2 separate regions of the Homo sapiens genome follow, and region 2 is linked to region 1. The links are chromatin loops, found by intact Hi-C in ENCODE. Cell type or tissue: adrenal gland. All regions are shown on one strand. Each heading gives the region's core, and the rest is flanking DNA. Links, peaks and the distances in the headings are about the cores only.

What was found. Hi-C counts contacts between places; a loop is a spot of excess contacts. Peaks named below come from ENCODE experiments on the same cell type or tissue, not always from the same donor. Only the 100,000 strongest peaks of a DNase experiment are listed, where the experiment ranks them.
Region 2: a loop joins it to region 1, with 4 times the contacts of the local background. A loop is called at or near these places in 94 of 110 quality-filtered maps.

Annotation. Positions count from the first base shown.
Region 1 is chr17:7,986,639-7,993,270 of GRCh38, forward strand. No RefSeq gene overlaps it. Among named protein-coding and RNA genes, the nearest start is that of GUCY2D, 13 kb to the right of the region's middle. In adrenal gland, for the core only: CTCF peaks have their summits at 2,259 (motif pointing left), 2,460, 3,707 (motif pointing left) and 3,911; a DNase peak (open chromatin) is centred at 3,713; H3K4me3 peaks cover 760 bases; H3K27ac peaks cover 270 bases.
Region 2 is chr17:7,849,628-7,854,627 of GRCh38, forward strand. KDM6B (lysine demethylase 6B) reads left to right here. Exons shown (of 24, transcript NM_001348716.2): 12 at 1-101; 13 at 194-320; 14 at 445-550; 15 at 1,394-1,599; 16 at 1,703-1,767; 17 at 1,851-1,922; 18 at 2,021-2,169; 19 at 2,324-2,438; 20 at 2,522-2,709; 21 at 2,868-3,009; 22 at 3,373-3,499; 23 at 3,583-3,753; 24 at 3,871-5,000. The coding sequence ends at 3,894. It overlaps LOC107987244 (a long non-coding RNA gene), which reads right to left and starts at 2,169. Exons shown (of 2, transcript XR_001752777.2): 1 at 1,830-2,169; 2 at 831-1,694. RefSeq lists enhancers at 1,232-2,196, 1,918-2,027, 2,084-2,378, 2,197-3,160, 2,358-2,587 and 1 more. In adrenal gland, for the core only: CTCF peaks have their summits at 2,325 (motif pointing left) and 2,526; a DNase peak (open chromatin) is centred at 2,304; H3K27ac peaks cover 1,317 bases.

The DNA.
Region 1 (6,632 bases), core at 649-5,648:
GTCTAAGACTCTGGTAATATGCCATTATCTTTTGACTATTATTTTTCAGGTTATATCTACAGCCATATTGTGATATAGCGTTAACACTCACCTTGTTGCTAAGATTCAACTATCTTACATAAACAGGTCATGTGATAATACTGATATTGATGATCAAATGTATTGGGAAAATGGCCCTAAGGAAGAACTGGATTTAACTAACCAAAGCTAATTTCTATGCTACCATGCTCTGAGAAGCCCAAGCCATGGAATCACTACATAGAGAAGTACAGAGGTCCTCAACTCACAGCCCTCACCAACTTGCTGGAGGATAGCAACACCAGCTACCAGCCCCATACCCCGGCCAGCATCACGTGGAGCAGGGCCGCCTGGTGAAGCCACTGGGTCCACAGAATCATGAAGTTACAACTGGCATTGCTTCAAGCCATGCAACATTGGGGAGTATTTTATTTCCTACCAGTAAATAGACAAAACACCTGATATTTCCAATCCCTCAGGCTTCCCGGATTCTGCTGGTTTTTGATGTCCACCCCCACCCGCCAGCGCTTGGATTTGAGCTCCCTCTGCTCTGCCAAGTCAGTCATCACTCTCCACTCTCCCCCTGCTTTCCAGAATGCTGAGTTCTCCTGTCTGTGCTCATTTCCTCCCCCGCTCTTCTTGTCCTTGTGGGTTTATGCCTTTTTTATCCCTTTATTGTAATTTTAGTGGGGTTTGGGGAGGGTGAAGAGATAAATAGATCTGCTTAATCCGTCCTGTTTAATTCAGTTTCTCCTGCATTCTTAACATCCTATTCACAGGATTCTCCCTCCACCTCCTTCTTTACTCAAGATCTGGCTCTGCTCACAGGCTCCTCCCAGACGCCACACACCCCAGAGTTGAGAGGTTTGGGGTCAGTGTCCTCATTCCCAGTGGTTCCTTGAGGGCCATGCCACTCACCTCTTCCACCCCGCCCCCATCCCTGGTGAATGCCATCATTCACTGAGCAGTGGGCACACCCTCTTCTCCATCAGCTCCCAGTCTTCTCATTCTGGTGACTTCACCATCCCCAAGATCAATCCAGCCATCAGCTTGGCCTCTGAGCGCCCCGAACTCCTCGTGTCACATGCTTCTCCTCTACCTCCTTCAGCCATGACGTCACAGGACCAAACCCCCACTGTGTCATCTCCCAGAGCTGCCTCCCCTCTGAAGTCACTAATTCAGGCTGCCTACCCAGCACAACGGCCAGCTAAGAGGTCCCTTCTCCTGTGTGGAGCTGATCCCGTAGTCTATGCTCTGCATCCCTTGTCGCGCCCCCACCTCCCGATGGTGCATTCCATCTGCCTTACGTTGTCACCTTCTCCTTCTCTGTACGGTTTATTTTACTTTATTTTATTCTATTTGGAGACAGAGTCTCGCTCTGTCGCCCAGGCTGGAGTACAATGGCACGATCTCAGCTCACTGCAATCTCCGCCTCCCAGGTTCAAGCGATTCTCCTGCCTCAGCCTCCTGGGTAGCTGGGATTACAGGCACCTGCACCACACCTGGCTAATTTTTAGTAGAGATGGGGTTTCACCATGTTGTCCAGGCTGAACTCAAACTCCCGACCTCAGATGATCTGCCCACCTCAGTCTCCCAAAGCGCGGAGATTACAGGTGTGAGCCTCCACACCCGGCCTCCTTCTCTGTATGTTTTCTGAGGGCAGCACCAGCACCCATTCACCCACTTCCAGCAGCAGAGCCTGATTTTGCCTCTAGACCTCTCCCTGTCCCCCTCAGTCCTTGTCATCTAGGTTAAACTGGCTACACCCTCAGCCTGGTGTGAGCCAGGCCCTGCCAATCCATCACCTTGCCTGGTGACTGAGATGGACTCGGGAGTGGACATCCGACCAAAGGCAGGCCAGTTAGTCAAGAGACTCTTGGATTTTTGTGGAAGCCATTAGGTAAGTGGGGTCTTTGCTGGTTGGATTTAAGTCTGGGAGGATGAAGGACAGCACTGTTGCAGCCGTTTTGCCACAATGAGGGGAGGGCCTTTGGGAGGATAAAGCCCAGCATAGAAGAGAGCAAAGCCTGAGGCCTGCGGCATCTATGCCTGAATCCAGCTGTGCCTGAAGGTAGCGCTGTAGCTCAGGTTTCCAGTTACAAGAACCCATTCAACCTTTCTGCCTTAGCCTGGTTAGTATTGTGGTCCCACTGAACGTACCATTCAGGAGAATCACGTTTAAAAGTGGCACAAGACAAAGACATGAATCTGAATACCTTCAGACATAGTCTACAGCTCCCCCTGGTGGAAAACATTGTTTTTTAGAGTCCAGCTACTAGGCCTTAATTTTTATCCACCACGTGTCCCAATAGTCTGTATATATCTAGGTCAATTTAGAACATCTTTTCTAGTTCAAAAAGCATGTAATTGCTGCTATTTATAATCCTGATCACAGCCCATTCCGGTAATACTTTGTAATTCAGAACTATAATCCCCAACGAAACATGTCCCAGAATCAAGCAGTGAATGTAGAATGTGCTAGATCATTAGGACTCTTTTTTTTTTCTTTTTGAGATAGGGTCTCGCTCTATTGCTCAGGCTGGAGTGCAGTGGTGTGATCAGGTTCACTGCCGTCTCGACCTCCTGGGTTCAATGATCCTCCCGCCTTGGCCTCCCAAAATGCTGGTGATTACAGGCAGGAACCACTGTGCCCAGCCAGGAATCAATGTTTATAATTATCAAAAAAGAGACAAGAAGAAAGGAGGAAACACAAAACCATAATGCGGAAGAATGTTAAAATCCGGTCAAGTATAACTTCATTGATTTCTGGTTTCAAGGATTGTACCCCACAATTGTCTCTTTTCTCCCCACACGTCATGGAAATGATCAGAAAGAAGTAATTGTATGACAGTTTAAAAAATGAACTGTTCCGACCTGGAGCGGTGGCTCACGCCTGTAATCCCAGCACTTTGGGAGGCCGAGGTGGGTGATCACCTGAGGTCAGGAGTTCGAGACCAGCCTGACCAACATGGTGAAACCTCGTCTCTACTGAAAAAAAAAAATGCAAAATTAGCCGGGCATGCTAGCGCATGGCGGAGGTTGCAGTGAGCCGAAATCGCGCTATTGCACTCCAGCATGGGTAACAAGAGCGAAACTCGGTCTCGGAAAAAAAAAAATCTGTTCCAGCAAATGATAAAGCTGGAGAGAATGTTACTAACAGAACTGAAAATCTGAGGAATTTGAGGAAATGTGTTCTTCGTTGAGAGCAAAGTCACGCAGTGCTGAGCTGAGCACCCAGCGCAAAGGAGGGGCTCCCTAAAGGAAGGTGGAAAGGTCTCCCCAGTAGAGCTCCGCCCAGCCCCAGCTCTAAGCAGCGGGCCCCGGGCATCAGGGTTTCAGGGCTGAGGAATGTCCAGCGCCGCCCGATCGCGCCTCGCTTCCTCCATCACTAAACCACCGGGGGACTGACTGCCCGAGGCTGGTGCAGAAGCGGGTGCGGAAGCGGGAGAGGGAACGCGCGTGGCGCTCCAGCCGCCACCCCAACCCTGCCACTTCCGCAGCTGCCCGGGCGCCGCTGCACCCGGACCACTCTGCGGTCTACCCGCTGCGGCCAGAAGAAGAGAGACTCCGGGGAGGGTGGCCCTGCCGCACCCTGGCCTTCACAGAGCAGGGGGCGGAAGAGCCCAGGTGCCCTCGGTGCCTGCGCAACCTGAGCCCCGGCCGCCTCGCGCCTTATCCTTGGGGCTCCCCCTGGCGGCTAAGCCGGTCCCTGCAGGGAAACGTGCCCGTTGTCTCATCTGCATCCACTTAGCACCAAGACGGGGTAGCTGAGGGGGTCGGCGGAAGAGGAGAGGGGAGGCAGCAAAAGATGATCCATGCGGACGACCAGGGAGCCCACACCAGCCTCCAAGCGCGTCAGCCTCCAGCTCCACTCCCCAGGGTGAAGAGTCAACGGACAATCACCCCGAAGTAAGGCCCTACCGCCTCCTGAAAAAGGTGGTTAAAGAAGGGCAATCCGCTAAAGAATAGAGTACACGGGCCGGGCGCGGTGGCTAACGCCTGTAATCCCAGCACTTTGGGAGGCCGAGGCGGGCGGATCACGAGGTCAAGAGATCGAGAGCATCCTGGCGAACACGGTGAAACCCCGTCTCTACTAAAAATACAAAAAATGAGCCGGGCTTGGTGGCGGGCGCCTGTAGTCCCAGCTACTCGGGAGGCTGAGGCAGGAGAATGGCGTGAACCCGGGAGGCGGAGCTTGCAGTGAGCCGAGATAGCGCCACTGCACTCCAGCCTGGGCGGCAGAGCGAGACTCCGTCTCAAAAACAAAAAACAAACAAACAAACAAACAAACGGAATGGAGTACACGAATTATAAGTACAAGAATGTACTTAAAATATTCAAATTAATACCCTCAATAACATTAATGCCAGAATCTTGCATTCACAATAAAAAACTTGGTGTCCAAAATGTGGTACATCCATGCAATGGAGTATTATTCAGCCTCTAACAGGAATGAAATTCTTACACATGCTATAATGTGGGTGGACCCTGAAAACATTACCCTGAGTGAAATAAGCCAAATACGGAAGGACAAATCCTGTATGATTCCACCTCTACGAGGTACTTAGAATAGGTAAATTCATACAGGAGAAAGTAGACTAGAGGGGCCGTCGTTGTTTAATGGGTACAGAGCTTTTGTTGGAGATGGTGAAGAGTTTCAGGTGTAGTGGTGATGGTTACACAAAAATTTTGGCTGTACTTAATGCCACTAAACTGTACACTTAAAAATGGCTAAAATGAGGCCGGGCGCGGTGGCTCACGGCTGTAATCCGAGCACTCTGGGAGGCCGAGGCGGGTGGATCACCTGAGGTCAGGAGTTCGAGACCAGCCTGGCCAATATGGCGAAACCCCGTCTCTACTAAAAATACAAAAATTAGCACGTGCCTGTAATCCCAGTCTGAAGGTATTCAGATTCATGTCTTTGTCTTGTGCCACTTTTAAACGTGATTCTCCTGAATGGTACGTTCAGTAGGACCACAATGCTAACCAGGCTAAGGCAGAAAGGTTGAATGGGTTCTTGTAACTGGAAACCTGAGCTACAGCGCTACCTTCAGGCACAGCTGGATTCAGGCATAGACGCCGCAGGCCTCAGGCTTTGCTCTCTTCTATGCTGGGCTTTATCCTCCCAAAGGCCCTCCCCTCATTGTGGCAAAACGGCTGCAACAGTGCTGTCCTTCATCCTCCCAGACTTAAATCCAACCAGCAAAGACCCCACTTACCTAATGGCTTCCACAAAAATCCAAGAATTGAGTCTCTTTTTATTTATTTATTTATTTTTTTGAGACGGAGTTTCACTCCTTTGTCCAGGCTGGAGTGCAATGGCAGGATCTTGGCTCACTGCAACCTCCGCCTCCCAGGTTCAAGGGATTCTCCCGCCTCAGCCTCCTGAGTAGCTGGGACTACAGGCACCCGCCACAATGCCCGGCTGATTTTTTGTATTTTTAGTAGAGATGGAGTTTCACCATGTTGACCAGGCTGGTCTTGAACTTCTGGCCTCAGGTGATCCACCCGCCTAGGCCTCCCGAAGTGCTGGGATTACAGGTATGAGCCACTGCACCCGGCCAAGAATTGAGTCTCTTGACTAACTGGCCTGCTTTTGGTCGGATGTCCACTCCCGAGCCCATCACAGTCACCAGGCAAGGTGATGGATTGGCAGGGCCTGGCTCACACCAGGCTGAGGGTGTAGCCAGTTTAACCTAGATGACAAGGACTGTAGCTGGGACTACAGGTGCAGGCCACCACGCCCGGCTAATTTTTTGTATTTTAGTAGAAATGGGATTTCACCATGTTGGCCAGGATGGTCTCGATCTCCTGACCTTGTGATCCACCCACTTCGGCCTCCCAAAGTGCTGGGATTACAGGCATGAGCCACTGCACCCAGCCTGTTGTGGCCATCTTTAGAAAATACAATACGCCACAGCCTGCCCTCTGACCACAACTCACATTCCAACCACATGAAAACACAAGGCTCTTCCCATTATGGCATCAACTCAAGGTCTAGCACTTCTGCATCCAAGTTGGGTCCAGAGGCAGCTGAGTCTCCACAGGTGATTCACCAACTTTCTGCAGCTCTCAGGGTACCTGTTCTGGATTAAAAATGAGATCATCCCAGCTCTGTGGGGTGGTCAAGAGCTTCCCTGGAATGTGGCATCGTAACATTCCACTAGCACTCCCTGAGCACCTTACATGCCCAGCTCCACTGTGTGGACCCATGGAAAACCTGGATGAACAGGAAAGACCCAGAATTTGCCAATGCAAGCTTTGGTGTAGGCTGTCCTCTGTGACTGTCACTGGTTCCACTGATGCAGGGCAGGTGAGCCCCAAAATTGAGGCTTAGCCAGGGAGGGTTCTTGGCTTCACCCAAGAAAGAATTCAAGGGCAAGCTGGTGGCAAGGGGTGGATATGCAACAATTTCTAGAAAAAGGTTGGTAACTTCTGGGTTGTTGAGTTGTTGCCATGGAAAGGGGTAGTAACTTCTGGGTGTTGCCATGGCAATGGTAAACTGACATGGCACTGGTGGGCGTGTCTTATGGAGTGGTGTTCTCACCTCTTCCGTGTTTCAGCTAGTCTTCAATCTGGTCCAGAGTCCAAGCCCCACCTCTGGAGTCAAGTCC
Region 2 (5,000 bases), core at 1-5,000, 140 kb before region 1:
GACAAGGAGACCTTTATCGCCTCTGAGGTGGAAGAGCGGCGGCTGCGCATGGCAGACCTCACCATCAGCCACTGTGCTGCTGACGTCGTGCGCGCCAGCAGGTGAGTCGGCTGCCTGCTTGCTTGTCCCGGAGACAGGCTCCCTTCCCCCATCACCCTGATGTTTCTGTCTTCATTCCACTGTCCTCCCGCAGGAATGCCAAGGTGAAAGGGAAGTTTCGAGAGTCCTACCTTTCCCCTGCCCAGTCTGTGAAACCGAAGATCAACACTGAGGAGAAGCTGCCCCGGGAAAAACTCAACCCCCCTACACCCAGCATCTATGTATGTGTGCCACTTGGCCTCAGAACCACCCCTGCCAGAGGGTTCTAAGACAGTGTTGGGGACTGCTGGGGTGCTCTGAGCCTGGGCCAGGGCTCTGACCCCAGCTCTCCTGGTCATGTCTCAGCTGGAGAGCAAACGGGATGCCTTCTCACCTGTCCTGCTGCAGTTCTGTACAGACCCTCGAAATCCCATCACAGTGATCCGGGGCCTGGCGGGCTCCCTGCGGCTCAGTGAGTATGGGGGGCAGAAAGTGTTAGGGAGGGCTACAAGGGTCTGGGGCATGTAGGACCCTCTGAGAAATCCCACACTTGAAGACTCATGACAGTGGCCGTGAGGAGTCCACTGAGTGATGGGTCTGCTGGCCTTGGGCTCTTCTCCCATCTGTCTGTCTCCAGCATTTGGCAAGGGAGAAGGGGCCATAGTCAGGGCCTGATTAGTCATTTCTGAATTTTTTGGTGATTAAGGAAGAGAATAATACAGATTTTAGAAAACCCCTGAAAATCTGTGATGTTGGGGCTCTCTCTCAGTCTTTTATTGCGCAGAATTTCAAACACATACAAAATTAGAGAAAGCTGTATAGAAATACAAAGGTCAATCTTGTCTCCTTTATACCTGTATGTTCTCCCTTCCCCACACTGAGTTATTTGAAGCACATTTCAGGCTTTCACTTGACTGAATCTTTAATCTTTAATTGGATCCAATGGTAACTCAAAGAAGCTGCTGTTTTGACTAGACTCCAAATGGGGAAAAAAGAAGCTGCCATTCATTGAGCACCTACTATGTGTCTGTCAGGTGCGGTGCACATGGCCACGCACACATCTGGGAACACTGGTCTAGGGGCTGAGTCCTTGAGCAGCTGCAGGAGAAAGAGGGCTGGTGAGGATGCAGATAGAGGCCAGCACTCCCAGCTTCCTGTGGGGCTAGGGCTCCTGCCTATTTCTTCTGGGCTGAGCTCTGCTAAACCTATGACCACCCTGTCAGAGCCAGAGGAGTAGGAAGGGAAAGGGTCGATTGGGTCCTCGGTCCCTATCCTCTGCCTCTGCCCCGACACCCTGCTCGGCCCTCCCTTCCAGACTTGGGCCTCTTCTCCACCAAGACCCTGGTGGAAGCGAGTGGCGAACACACCGTGGAAGTTCGCACCCAGGTGCAGCAGCCCTCAGATGAGAACTGGGATCTGACAGGCACTCGGCAGATCTGGCCTTGTGAGAGCTCCCGTTCCCACACCACCATTGCCAAGTACGCACAGTACCAGGCCTCATCCTTCCAGGAGTCTCTGCAGGTGAGATGAGAACGTGGCCAGAGGCAGGTCCTGGGACGGGGCTGCGGTGGGAGGGCTCTCGAAAGGTCTCTGACCCAGGCCTGCCTACCCTCTGGCTGAACAGGAGGAGAAGGAGAGTGAGGATGAGGAGTCAGAGGAGCCAGACAGCACCACTGGAACCCCTCCTAGGTACTGTGCAGGTGTGCCCCTTCTGTTCCTGCTTCCTTCCCCTCCCTCTGCTCTCCACCAACCTGTGCTCTTCGCCCCAGCAGCAGCGCACCAGACCCGAAGAACCATCACATCATCAAGTTTGGCACCAACATCGACTTGTCTGATGCTAAGCGGTCAGTGGGGCTGAGGCCAGGGAAGTTGGGGCAGGAGTGCTGCTAGGACCTCGTGGCGGGGGCGGGGTGTAGCCTCTCGTCGCACTTCCGCACCGCAGGTGGAAGCCCCAGCTGCAGGAGCTGCTGAAGCTGCCCGCCTTCATGCGGGTAACATCCACGGGCAACATGCTGAGCCACGTGGGCCACACCATCCTGGGCATGAACACGGTGCAGCTGTACATGAAGGTGCCCGGCAGCCGAACGCCAGGTGCGCTCCACGCCTGTGCGCGCTGATGCTGGAAGCGCGAGAGGAGGGGCTGGCGGCGGCGCTCAGCCGTCAGCCAATGAGGGCAGAGGGCGGGGCTATCGGGGATCGCAGTTCCGACCTGGCCAGCCATGCCGTTCTCTGTCGACCCCTGCAGGCCACCAGGAGAATAACAACTTCTGCTCCGTCAACATCAACATTGGCCCAGGCGACTGCGAGTGGTTCGCGGTGCACGAGCACTACTGGGAGACCATCAGCGCTTTCTGTGATCGGTGCGTGCCGTCCTGCGCAAGTCAGACTGCCGCGTCCCCGCCCTCGGTCCCCAGTTCCCACCTGACCTGTGGCCACCCCGCAGGCACGGCGTGGACTACTTGACGGGTTCCTGGTGGCCAATCCTGGATGATCTCTATGCATCCAATATTCCTGTGTACCGCTTCGTGCAGCGACCCGGAGACCTCGTGTGGATTAATGCGGGGACTGTGCACTGGGTGCAGGCCACCGGCTGGTGCAACAACATTGCCTGGAACGTGGGGCCCCTCACCGGTGAGAGGGTGGGGCAGGTGTTGGCGTGGTGTGGCGCCTCAGCGGCAAGGGCCTGGGAGGCTGGGGCTTGGAGAGCCGCCAGCAGTGAGGGAAGGGGCTTGGGCCTAGGTGTCTGGGGGCTGTTTGAGAGTCCTGTTGTGATCGCCTTTGGCCCGCAGCCTATCAGTACCAGCTGGCCCTGGAACGATACGAGTGGAATGAGGTGAAGAACGTCAAATCCATCGTGCCCATGATTCACGTGTCATGGAACGTGGCTCGCACGGTCAAAATCAGCGACCCCGACTTGTTCAAGATGATCAAGTGAGGACCCTATTTGGGTGGGAGCCCACCTCCACTGACTGGTCCCTTTTCTTGTTCTTCCTGTCTGACTCCACCCCATTTTTACCTCTCTCCATCCTTGTCTGCCTGTGCCCCGAGTGTTACTGTGTTGGGGAGGCTAACTAGGTCCTTGCTGTCATGACCTTTTCTAGTGGTCCAAATAGACAAAAGCCACAGGAAACTTCGCCTATAACAGATGCCCAGGACAGAGGATGTGACCTAGACATGAAGCGGGGAGGCCCCTAGGGGAGGGCCCTGGGGCTGCCCACCCCTCTGCCCTTGCTCCAGCCCTGCCTCAGGCCTCCTCCTTGCCGGTGGTCTCAACACAACCCCACTGCTCCCCAGGTTCTGCCTGCTGCAGTCCATGAAGCACTGCCAGGTGCAACGCGAGAGCCTGGTGCGGGCAGGGAAGAAAATCGCTTACCAGGGCCGTGTCAAGGACGAGCCAGCCTACTACTGCAACGAGTGCGATGTGAGTGGGCCGGCTCTGCTGCTCTCCCTGAGTGTCCACAGTGGCCCTCCCTCCCCCTGACTGCACTGTCCTCCCTGCCCCAGGTGGAGGTGTTTAACATCCTGTTCGTGACAAGTGAGAATGGCAGCCGCAACACGTACCTGGTACACTGCGAGGGCTGTGCCCGGCGCCGCAGCGCAGGCCTGCAGGGCGTGGTGGTGCTGGAGCAGTACCGCACTGAGGAGCTGGCTCAGGCCTACGACGCCTTCACGCTGGTGAGGGCCCGGCGGGCGCGCGGGCAGCGGAGGAGGGCACTGGGGCAGGCTGCAGGGACGGGCTTCGGGAGCCCGGCCGCGCCTTTCCCTGAGCCCCCGCCGGCTTTCTCCCCCCAGGCCCCAGCCAGCACGTCGCGATGAGGCCGGACGCCCCGCCCGCCTGCCTGCCCGCGCAAGGCGCCGCGGGGCCACCAGCACATGCCTGGGCTGGACCTAGGTCCCGCCTGTGGCCGAGAAGGGGGTCGGGCCCAGCCCTTCCACCCCATTGGCAGCTCCCCTCACTTAATTTATTAAGAAAAACTTTTTTTTTTTTTTTAGCAAATATGAGGAAAAAAGGAAAAAAAATGGGAGACGGGGGAGGGGGCTGGCAGCCCCTCGCCCACCAGCGCCTCCCCTCACCGACTTTGGCCTTTTTAGCAACAGACACAAGGACCAGGCTCCGGCGGCGGCGGGGGTCACATACGGGTTCCCTCACCCTGCCAGCCGCCCGCCCGCCCGGCGCAGATGCACGCGGCTCGTGTATGTACATAGACGTTACGGCAGCCGAGGTTTTTAATGAGATTCTTTCTATGGGCTTTACCCCTCCCCCGGAACCTCCTTTTTTACTTCCAATGCTAGCTGTGACCCCTGTACATGTCTCTTTATTCACTTGGTTATGATTTGTATTTTTTGTTCTTTTCTTGTTTTTTTGTTTTTAATTTATAACAGTCCCACTCACCTCTATTTATTCATTTTTGGGAAAACCCGACCTCCCACACCCCCAAGCCATCCTGCCCGCCCCTCCAGGGACCGCCCGTCGCCGGGCTCTCCCCGCGCCCCAGTGTGTGTCCGGGCCCGGCCCGACCGTCTCCACCCGTCCGCCCGCGGCTCCAGCCGGGTTCTCATGGTGCTCAAACCCGCTCCCCTCCCCTACGTCCTGCACTTTCTCGGACCAGTCCCCCCACTCCCGACCCGACCCCAGCCCCACCTGAGGGTGAGCAACTCCTGTACTGTAGGGGAAGAAGTGGGAACTGAAATGGTATTTTGTAAAAAAAATAAATAAAATAAAAAAATTAAAGGTTTTAAAGAAAGAACTATGAGGAAAAGGAACCCCGTCCTTCCCAGCCCCGGCCAACTTTAAAAAACACAGACCTTCACCCCCACCCCCTTTTCTTTTTAAGTGTGAAACAACCCAGGGCCAGGGCCTCACTGGGGCAGGGACACCCCGGGGTGAGTTTCTCTGGGGCTTTATTTTCGTTTTGTTGGTT